Linked DNA regions of Homo sapiens: region 2 is linked to region 1. The links are chromatin loops, found by intact Hi-C in ENCODE. Cell type or tissue: heart right ventricle. All regions are shown on one strand. Each heading gives the region's core, and the rest is flanking DNA. Links, peaks and the distances in the headings are about the cores only. Region 1 has its middle 6.4 kb from the start of MIR646HG. Region 2 overlaps LINC02910 (long intergenic non-protein coding RNA 2910).

The links. A loop is a pair of places that touch in the nucleus more often than their neighbours do. Peaks named below come from ENCODE experiments on the same cell type or tissue, not always from the same donor. Only the 100,000 strongest peaks of a DNase experiment are listed, where the experiment ranks them.
Region 2: a loop joins it to region 1, with 2.9 times the contacts of the local background. A loop is called at or near these places in 11 of 110 quality-filtered maps.

The regions. Positions count from the first base shown.
Region 1 is chr20:60,129,352-60,134,732 of GRCh38, forward strand. No RefSeq gene overlaps it. Among named protein-coding and RNA genes, the nearest start is that of MIR646HG, 6.4 kb to the right of the region's middle. In heart right ventricle, for the core only: no CTCF peak of the experiment used is centred there; no DNase peak of the experiment used is centred there.
Region 2 is chr20:60,057,960-60,063,340 of GRCh38, forward strand. LINC02910 (long intergenic non-protein coding RNA 2910) reads left to right here. Exons shown (of 4, transcript NR_161293.1): 2 at 948-1,027. Among named protein-coding and RNA genes, the nearest start is that of LINC02910, 4.7 kb to the left of the region's middle. RefSeq lists enhancers at 1-790, 497-746. In heart right ventricle, for the core only: no CTCF peak of the experiment used is centred there; DNase peaks (open chromatin) are centred at 652, 732, 2,842, 4,552 and 1 weaker place; H3K27ac peaks cover 2,758 bases.

The DNA.
Region 1 (5,381 bases), core at 155-5,154:
ATCCATCTGTCTTTTAGTGGGTGAATGGTTAAGCAAGTGGTGATATATCATATCATGGAATACGACTAGACGATCGAAAGGAATTAATTGCGGATAGTCATAAACGTGAATGAATTTCCAGGGAATTATGGGTGGAAGAAAAGCCAATACCAAAAAGTTATATATTTTTGTATGCTCGAGTCTGTTTATATAACATTGTTGAAATGACAAATTTATAGAAATGAAGAACAGATTGCCGGTTGCCAGATGTTAAGGAGCGGGGTGAGGGTGAGAGGTGGGTGTGGTTATAAAGGAATGGCCCCAGGGATGCTCTGTTCTCTTTAATGATTTTGACGGTGGAGATGTAAACTTGCACACGTGATGCGATTGCATAGAACTAAACACACGCGTGCACACACACACATACCACCCACACAGGAGCACAAGGAAACTCATGAAACCTCAGTAAAATGGATGGGTTATATCAATGTCACTTTCCTGGTTGTGATATTTCCTTTAATTTTGCAAGATTTTACTACCAGAGGAAATGGATAAAGTGTACGCAGGATCTTTGCATTATTTCTTACAGCTGCATGTGAATTTACAGTTATCTCAAAATAATTTAATTTAAGAAAAAGGATGGTGAGATAGGTGGTAAGAACAGTCAATCTCTAAAGTGGCCCGAATGACTCACTTCTGCTATAAAAAAAAATCAGTGTTTCAGTAGCTATTTGTTGGATGGATGGATGATCATGGTAGGCTCACACCCTTCTCTCCCATTGTCTGCCAGAACCGTGCTTTTGATCTTGCTGGCAGACAAATCCTGGTGGGTCTGCCTTGAGTTTTAAATCTGATGTTAAGTTTAAATCATTTGGACAAAATAAGTGAAATATTTTTTAAGAATAAAAAGTAAATAATTAAATTGCATATAAGAAGGCCATTGATTGTTGTGTGATATATCTCCTGCCGCCTTAATGCATTATCTTATCATTTGCATTTCTTCCTTGGATATTCCTTTAAAAGGAGATTTGTATGAAAATAACAGCGTGGCTAGTGGAAATATAAATTTATATCCTTTTCTTGAGAGGTAACATGACAACATGAATAATTTAAAACACCCTGAAAATAACAATAACGAAAAACTGCTTAGTCTAGCAATTCAACATCTATGAATTTATCCTAAGAAAATAACTGGACAAGTGTGCAAAGATGTATGTGCAAGGATATTGACTGGTATTGTTTATAATGGTGAAGAAAATGGTAATAAGCAAAATGTCCAAAATAAACAAACAAACAAAAACAACTTGAATTGTGGTACAGTAAAACAATTGAGAAGGAAATAGCCATTAAAAACTTAAAGTATAATAAAAAAAGAAAAAAAAGAAACAAGCAGGAATACATGTTCCTAAAATTCTCAAAAAAAAAAAAAAAAATGGTACTGTGGTTCTGTATTTGCTAAAGTGAGAGGTTGTTTCAGAATAGTGATCTGAAAGAATCCATAGTTATTTGCAAAATACTGAGGTTGTGTGTGGGGGGATACATAAGCATGAAAATAGGACATCATATGAAAGGGTAAAGACCCCACTGCAATTGTGGAGGGGGGAGAGTTCAGCTAATTACATAGTTGGAAAATGTATCCCTTTGAGTATGTATACTTATTTTCTGTAATAATTGCTTGCATACATAAAAATATTCATGTCTCCTGAGTTATTGTGTATGAGGAATTTTTGTTTTGTTATCGTCTATATTTTCTAATTTGTAATAAATTTACCACAAGGAAAAACTGAATAAAAACAGCAACATTTATTAAATACGATGAAGAAAGACAACCTAATTCTGACTTCAGAATGAGCCATGCTGCCAACATCTGGCTGAGTCGGTCCCAGCTTCAGGCAAGTGTATTCAGGGGGCACAGATGAAGAGGTAGGGTTGATGTCCATTCCTAGGAGCTGGACATTTAGTTAGGCCAAGAAAAAAGGATGGGTCCAGAGCTCTTTGAGGGCAAAGAACATGCCTGCCTCATTCACTAGTGGGTCCTTGTATGGGGCTCAATACCAGGCTTACAAAACATTTGTTGAGTGAAGAAAAGAAAGGGATGTCACTTGCTCAGGAAGGACGTCGGAGTGCCTGCTCTGTGCCAGGCATGTTTCTTTGTGCTTAGGAAGACGCTGTGAATAGGGAAGCCACGGTCTTGGCATCCAGTGGGGGAATAAAGGGGCCAACCACAGAGAGAGGCATGGGAAGAAACTACTTGCAGCATGAGACAGATGGCAGTCCTGTGGGGCCACAGCAGGAAAGGACTTTCCGGAGAGGAAATGTTCAAACCAAGCTGGCCTGTTGAGTCACCACCAGAGATGGGATGACTTTGGAGGGGCACATTCTAGGGAAAGCAAAGAGAAAATGCAAGAGCTGCAAGGAAGAAACGACTTCAGGGCCTGGAAACAGAGAGAGAGGACGGGTGTGGCCAAGGTGCTGGGTGAGGGATGCAGGCTGCACTTGGCCTTGTGGAGTCTGGGCAAGTCCAGCAAGGAGTTGGACTTTATTCTGGGTGATACAGGAAACTGTTGGAGAGCTTTAAAAATCTTTTAATTTTAGAATGGTTTTGGATTGATAGAAAAATTGCGAAGGTAGCACAGACTTCCTACATATCCCTTACCCTGTTTCCCCCATTATCAACTTCTTGCATTTATATGGTGCGTTTGTCACGGTTAAGAAACTAACATAGGTGTATAACTACTAATGAACCCGTAAGCCTTATTCTGCTTTTACTCATTTTCATTAATGTCTTTTTTTTCTGTTTCAAGACCCCGTCCAGGGCACCGCCTCGCACTTAGTCATCATGTCTCTAGACGCCTCTGGGCTGTGATGGTGTCTCAGACTTTTCTCATTTTTGATGACCTTGATGGTTTCTAGGCATCCTGGCCAGGTGTCCTTCAGTTTGAGTTTGACTGATGTCTTTCTCAGGGTTGGACTGGGGTGATGAGTGTTCAGGGAGAGGCCCACAGAGGTGGCAGGCCCGTGATCATATCTGGGCTCCTGCTGTCAACACGCTGTTACTGGTGATGGGAACGTTGGCCACGTTGTGGGTGAGGGCAGACACTGGAGAGATTTAACAGGAGAGGTGACCTGGTTTGCTACATTTTTTAAAAGGGTCAGTTGGGCTGAGGGAATTAGGTAATGTGAGTGAAGCATAGTAGGATGAAACCAAAGCTGTGTTGGTGACAGTGGGTGACCAGGTGGACCTGAGATGCAGATTCGTGCAGAGGTGTGTGCAGGGGTGAGTCATCGAGAGGCTCTGAATGCCAGGCTAGGGAGTTGGCATTTTATCTTAGTAGATTTCAAGCACTGGCCTCAGAGTTCTCTCTTCAAATAGAACTTTACAAAAAAATAGCCAAAGGCAATACAAAACCTAAAGATGAACTTCCTGTGATGGAAAGTGAGACCCTGAGTGCAGCGTCACTGGAGGCTCTAAGATTCCTAAATGGAACCTCCTGGGTGGCTGAGGGCAAACCGTCAGCAAGGCATGTGACAAGCACAGCGAGCCAGTGAGGTTCCTCCCCTCCTCCAGGTAGGAAGCACCTGTACCTGGATCAGGTGGGCAGAATGGAAAGTGTGAGGAAGGCAGGAAGAGCCGAAGTCAGTGTGCCTGTTGGCAGAGGTAGGGGCCAGGACAATGCCGATATTGACAGCAGTGAGAAGCCAGCACCCCCACATGGGGAGGTAGGCATGGGCAGCAAGGTCCCTTTAGAGGTAAAGGTGGAACACCTCTGTTGCTGGGCTCCCCAGGCTTTGGGTGTCCTCTGGGCCTGGTCTCATGGAGTAGTTCAGGCTGGAGACTCAAGACTGCAGAAGACGCTATGGCGAGGGGAGATCCACCTTTGTGTGGAGTTTGGCTACCAGTGATCTGTGCATTGAACTGAGAAACCACCTCCTGGACCCACGTTTCTTTTCACGTGAGCATTTTTGTGATGTGGTGGTAGACTGAGCCAGATTATGACCACAAATGATTGCTCAAGAGGCGATCTGTTAAATATTTAATGTGCAATCACAGTTGCTTGCTGTGGAGCTCCTTCTCCGTCTGAGATGAGTAGGGTCTATTGGCGGGCAAGTTCCAATTTAGTAATGAGATCATTATAATCCTGACCTCCTCGGAAGGATCCTTCACACCAGAGCAAGCCACTTCTCTGAATTCTCTCCACCTCTTCCCAGCATGAATTTAGTTCTCACAACTCTCAAAGGAACTCCCATTTCCTGTTTCTCCCCTACTCCTGACCTCACTCTCACTCCCCTTAGCAAAGTTGTTCTGTCCTTCCAGACTCCTTCACGATGGCTTCGCTTCATCTCACAAATGAGACGCTGAACACTGCTACTTCCACACACTGTGCTTTGTCCCTTCAGGGACAGAGCTGGGGCCTGGTTTCAGCTCATAAAGAGCTCACAGTCTTGTGCTGTTTCTTGGACCAACAGAGTCAGAAATAGCAGAGGTTCTTGTGAGCACATAGAATGTTCTGGAGCCCATCTCAGATCTTTAAATGAGACACTTTGGGGTCAGAGTCTGGCCTCCTCCTTTTACTACACAAGACCCCTGGCTTGGTTAGGGGTTCACCCTTACACCAAACTCCTAGAGTGGTTGATGGTTTCACCCTCTGTGGTGGTTGATCTTAGGTGTCACCTTGACTGCGCCTCTGGGTGCCCAGGTTAAACATTGCTTCTGGGTGGGTCTGTGAGAAGCCTTCCCAAAGAGATTAGCATTTGAGTTGCTGGACTCAGCACAGTAGATTGACCTGCCCCACAGGGATGGGCATTACCCAATTTGTTGAGGGCCTGAATAGAACAAAAGATAGAGAAAGAAGGAATTCGCCTTTTTTCTTGACTCCCTGCTTGAGGTGGGACATCTCATCTCATCTTCTCCTGCTATCACAATAGGATTTACACCTCAGCTCCCCTGTGTCTCAGAGCTTTGAACTCCAATTATACCATGGGCTTTCCTGGGTCTCCAGCTTGCTAATGGCAGACTGTGGGACTTCTCAACCTCCATCACCACCTGAGTCAATTTCTTTTTTCTTTTTTCTTTTTGTTTTTTTTTTTGGAGACAGAGTCTTGCTCTGTCACCCAGAGTGGAGTGCAGTGGTGTGATCTCTGCTCACTGCAACCTCCGCTTCCTGGGTTCAAGTGATTCTGCTGCCTCAGCCTCCCGAATAGCTGGGCCTACAGGCATATGCCACCATGCCTGACTAATTTTTCGTATTTTAGTAGAGATGGGGTTTCACCGTGTTGCTCAAGCTGGTCTCAAACTCCTGAGCTCAGGCAATCTGCCCACTTTGGCCTCCCAAAGTGCTAGGATTACAGGCATGAGCCACCGTGCCCGGCCACAAGTCAGTTTCTTATAGTAAATCTCCCCA
Region 2 (5,381 bases), core at 190-5,189, 71 kb before region 1:
TCTGTGAGGATTCAGTGAGCAGCTACTCCATGCCTCTAGGCTCTGAGGACGCAGCATGAGAAACACACGGAAGGCCCACGATGACCAGGGAGCTCGCCTTCCAGGGAGAGAGGAGAAAAATAAATGGTAGGGAGTTAAACACGACAAAGTAGAAAAGGGCCAGCTGCAAGAATGAAATTAAATAGGAGGCTGGTGGCAGGGGGGCAGGGAAGCCTGAAGCACCTGACTGCCCAGAACAAGCCGCACCTGTGAGGAGCTGGGAAGGGCACTCCAGGCAGAGGGAGCACCAGAGCAAACCCTGGGAGGGGGATGAGCCTCTTGTTGAAGAACTAGAAGGAGGCCAATGTGGCTGAGCAGAACACATGAGGCGGAAGGAGGAAGTGAGGGGCCCTGGGCCTGGCCACCAACCGGCAGATCAGGGGTGAGGACTCCACTTGGGAGAGTGTGAATGGCCCAGTGTGAATGACAAAGCAGTTTCATGCAGCTCAGCCTGTCTGGCTAAGTGCGCAGCCCTGAGGATTGGGCTCTGAGCGTTGCAGCCCTTCTGAGTCTGTGGGCCCCTCTCCCAGGAGGATCAGGTTGCCCAGGGCAGCTGGAAATGTCCTTAAGTGACTCCTTGCTGCTGCTGCCGCTGCGTCTTGCTGACATCATTTCCCCGCAACAAGCGCTGGTCTCCTGGGGCGGCTGCCCCCTCTCATCTGCACATCTAGCTCCCCTGCCAGGCCTGTGCTGTTTTCCGGGGCCTCACAGAGAAGCTCAGGCAGGTGGAGCCTCAGCAACAGGCGCCATCCTCCCCTTCAGCCTGTCGCGGCTCCTCCCTGGGGCATGCTTGAAAGCCCAGACATGTTCTTCACATCTGAGAAAGCAGTTAAACTGAAATTCCTGGCAGACTCAGGTTCAAATCCTTATTAGGCTGTTAAGTGAGAGGGGATTTCATTTCCTTGCAGCCGCCCTGGGTCCTGCCACTGAGCAGCTGTTGGTAGGCTCTGCTGTGAGGTCTCCTCTTCCGGCTTTCCCACTTCCCAAGGTAACCTGGTGTGGGGAGGAAGCCGGGGGCCTCTGGTGAATGGGAACCTGTGCAAAGAAGGAGCCGAGGGCAGGGAGAGGTGGGATAAGACCCAGCGTGGGGGCCTGAAAGTGAGGCCAGCAGAGAGTCATTGAGAGGCCCTCGGAGAATACGTTCTGGGGACGCAGTCAGGGAACACCTGTTTCCTGCTGTGTGACTCTCACAACCCAGCTGTGGACACACACGTATGTACATATATGCACACACAGGAACACATATGCACACACAGGAACACATGCACACATGGACACACATATACACACGATGAATACACATACAGACACACATTCATATATACACACATACCTATGTATACACATGTACACACATACACTCACATGCACATGCACATATAGACCTACAGATACATAAATGTACATCCTTATAGATGCGTACATATACAGTACACATGCATGTACTCACAAATACTTATGCCCACATCTACATATATGTATAATACATATATACACATATAGATATATACATATATACTCACATGTCTATGTATAAACACACACCTATATGCACATGCCTATACATATATGCACATACATGCCCACATACACCTATGTAAACATATACACACATCTATATTTAAATATGCTCATGCATGCATATATACACACATATATACACATTTATGCATGTGCATTCATGTACATATACACACATGCACTGACATCGACACATGCATGACACAATGATATAGATATACACACATATATACATGCATGAACACATCTATATGCATACATACACATATGTGGATATAGAAAAATAGCAGATATACACATACATGCACATATCTGTATGCACACATATATACATACAGATAAACACATGTACATTCATCTAGATTTCCACATTTACAAGTGCATATTGGTACACATATGCATACATATGTGTATGTATGAATCTTTTCTCCCTCTATATCACACACATACCTTTTGCTGAGGGCTTAGTATTTACTAGGTGCCAGACTCTGCTCTCTTAATATAAGGTCGCCCCAAAACAGACCCTGAGCTGAGGATTCGGGTGCAAGCGGCTAACATGGACGGTGATCCAGCAGCACCGTGAGGAAGTGGGGCTGAAACCTGGAAGGGAGCAAGGCCGGGGATTAGGGTGACCACAGACAAGGCCATCACTGAGGACCTTGGGGTTCAATTTCTCCAGTGGGGGTGTCTAAGCCACTATGTTGCGTCACGTGTCAGAATTGCCCTCTGGAGGACTGGAAAACTGGGTGTTGACTGCCACTTCCTGCTCCTGGCCATGAACTCCTGGTGCTTCTAGTTTGCCCAGCATAGGCCATGTGCTCCTGGGGCCAGCGAGGGTCCACAGGCAGAGGCTGGGGACCTGTGCTGCAGGTGATCGCAGGTGGGCCCTGGGCCACCACACGCTCCACACAGGTGCTGCCTCATGGGTCTTTCACAACAACCCCCGTTTGACAAGGAAGAATCTGGGGCTTGGGGAGGTCTATAGATTTGAGGGGTGTTATGGGCGAGGCTCATAGCAGAACCAGGTCAAGAATCAAGGTTGTGTGATTCTAGCAGGTAAGTCCTGACAATGACTGGCAAGTGTGAGCCATGCAGGGGCAGGACAGGCCTCATGAGTGGTGACAGGAGGTGGTTCAGGGTTGTTTTGCACAGCCAGGCATTCTTTGAAGGGCAGCTGCAGTGAAGGGCCTGGCTGCACAGCCAGCCTGCCTGGGTCCAGATCCCAGACTCACCATGTCCTGAGGGAGCTTGGGGGAACTGCCTGTTCCCTCTGGGCTTAGTTTCTCTTCAACACTAAGAAGACTCAGTTGAGTCATGTTCATGATGGAGTGCTTGCAACACCACCAGAGAGGAAGGGATTGTGAATGAGGCCGTCCTGGGGAAGCGCAGGTGTGTTGGGGTGGGCGGGTAACCAGGTATTGCGACAGGGGCACAAGGTGGCACTCAGCCTCCTTGTGTTTGTAGCAGACTTTTGAACACTAGACTTTCTGGTGGCACCTGTAGCACCCTTAAAAAGTGAATGCTGCTGCCCAAATTAAATCTGAGCAGACTGAACTGAACGTCCCAGCATAACCTCAACGTCTCTGGGGCCCCATCTGCCCTGCTCTTAGCATCCCACTAAGAGAAGCAGCAGACACTCAAAGCAATTGGAAAAATGACCTGAGTTCATCCAAACCCTTTAAGGAGAAACCTCTCTATGACTTTCCCTACGATTCTTTCACCCCGTATTTCTCCCCTCCCATGGTCTCACTCCAGAGCTTTTCCAGAGCCCTTTTCTTTCCCAGAGGCTCCTTGGAGCCAGCCCTCACGGCTCTGGCCTTGTTTTCTGCTCCACGTTTTAGCATGAGGCAGGCATGCTATACGGCAAACATGACATTTTCTTTAGTGGGTAGGGGAAGAGGAGGGCTGAACCTCTAGCGCCCGAATGCATTTGTCCCTGTCACACACAGTCATTGTCCAATTACCTTTTGGGAGGGAAAACCCAGTACTGATCACTCCGCCTACTCCAGTTTTTCCTGATCTGAATGATCTGCCTTAACAATGTGTTAACATTTTACCCAAGTTCACTCAGAATAAGAAAGTGCGTAGAGGTGCCCACTAGAGGGTGGGCGCACAGCAGTGGGCATCTCGGCTCTCTGCCCGTGGGGATCCTGCCAGGTTGTTCAGAGCAGCTCCTCAGTGTCACTCTCCTCCCCACCCTCCCTTTCCTTGGGGTCTAGCCGTTTCTAGCTCCAGTGTTGCCCCTCCCAAGCTGGATGTAACCTAGCTTCTGTCTTTTACCTGTTACCTCATTTGTGCAGTTAACATTTTATGCACGTCCCTTACAGTGTAGAAGGAAAACATAATTCTAATCTGACTCCATTCAGTGATGTTAAATACTGCATGTGAACATCCCCATCCAGAAGTTCATCCAATGTAGACTCATCAAAAAGCAGGAGTCCTAAATGTTTGCATTGTGCAAGCATCCTTAGCACATTGCTATATAGGTGTTTAAGAGTGTCTTAAGAGATATTTGGAAAATTGGTTGGGGATTGTTTTTGTTGGCCTGGGAATGTATTATTATTTTTTCCCAGTTCACATAAAGGGGTGAAGCCCTGATGTCTGGAAATTTGCTCTCCAAAGTGTTTCCAGGAATTGACAATATTTGGATAATGAGGGGTGTCTGTACTTTCCTTGACCTAAACTGCTGGTAGAGGGGGATATTTTTGTATGATTGGGCAAGGTCAAACACAGAATCAAATCAGGAAGAACAGGGTCTGACATGATGAATCCCTGCCTCGCCTTGCCATTGACAAGAGACAGAATAAATGCCCCCAAAGAACCCTGCACCATGAACGCTTGATGGCAATCCTGTCTCAGGGCTTTGCTGCTCGCTGTCAGGCAGCAGGTACACTACCCAGGGCCGTGGGGAAGGCGTCTTGCAGCCACACTGCAGCAGGAGGCTGGTCATATCTACGGGCTCCACCAAGCCAGGATGCAGAGCTCGGCCCGTCTCATGGCACAGGCTCGGGCTGCTCGGAGCTTATAATGAATTAGAGCCACAGCTGATTATTTTCAAGGCTGGCGCTCACGCTGGGTGCCTGAGAAGACGATGAATCTGCAGTGCCGAAGTGCTGCCTGGCCTCTCAGGAACCAGCTGCAGCTGGGATTCTCTGCAGCCTTCCCCGCAGCAAGCTGGGGTAGCCATGAGCCCTGCCTGTCCAACGTGGGGTCAGGCGGGCATGCCTGCTGTGTCTGGCAGCCTTGACACCCCCAGATTCTGCTGGAAGATGCTCGTGGCCTGAAAGCTCATTTTGTAGTCGCTCTACCCTGGGATGCAGCTTCTGCACTGGCAGGATTAACGCAAACAGAATCTGCTTGGCTCATTCCTCGCCGGGCCTCAACAGGCCTGCAACGCCACTGTCTGCCAGGGAGAGCCACTCGGTGATACTGTTAATTAAAACCATGACTCTGGGGGCAAGAAAAAATTTTAAAACGCTGAAGTCATCTTCCCTAATAGAAATCTTATTTTGAAGGTGCTCACGGAGGTCAGGCTGACCAGAAAAACCCACAAGCCATAAATAAGCTCAAATAGTTTTATTTAATTTACTTAACTCGGTGCCTGGAGTCCTCATGGGGAGAGGTGCCTGGCATCAACACAGGGTGGGGGTGGCCACCCTCATCTCTAGCCCCTGGGTCCCAGAGCTGAGAGGAGGGAGAGAACTGAACTTTCTTGGAAGAATGTGGAACTGCTGAGTAGATGCTTTGGAATTTGCTGACCCAGGCATCTGGGAGTACAGCCTGACCGGCCATCTCTGCGCCAAGCTATCTATAGTCCAATG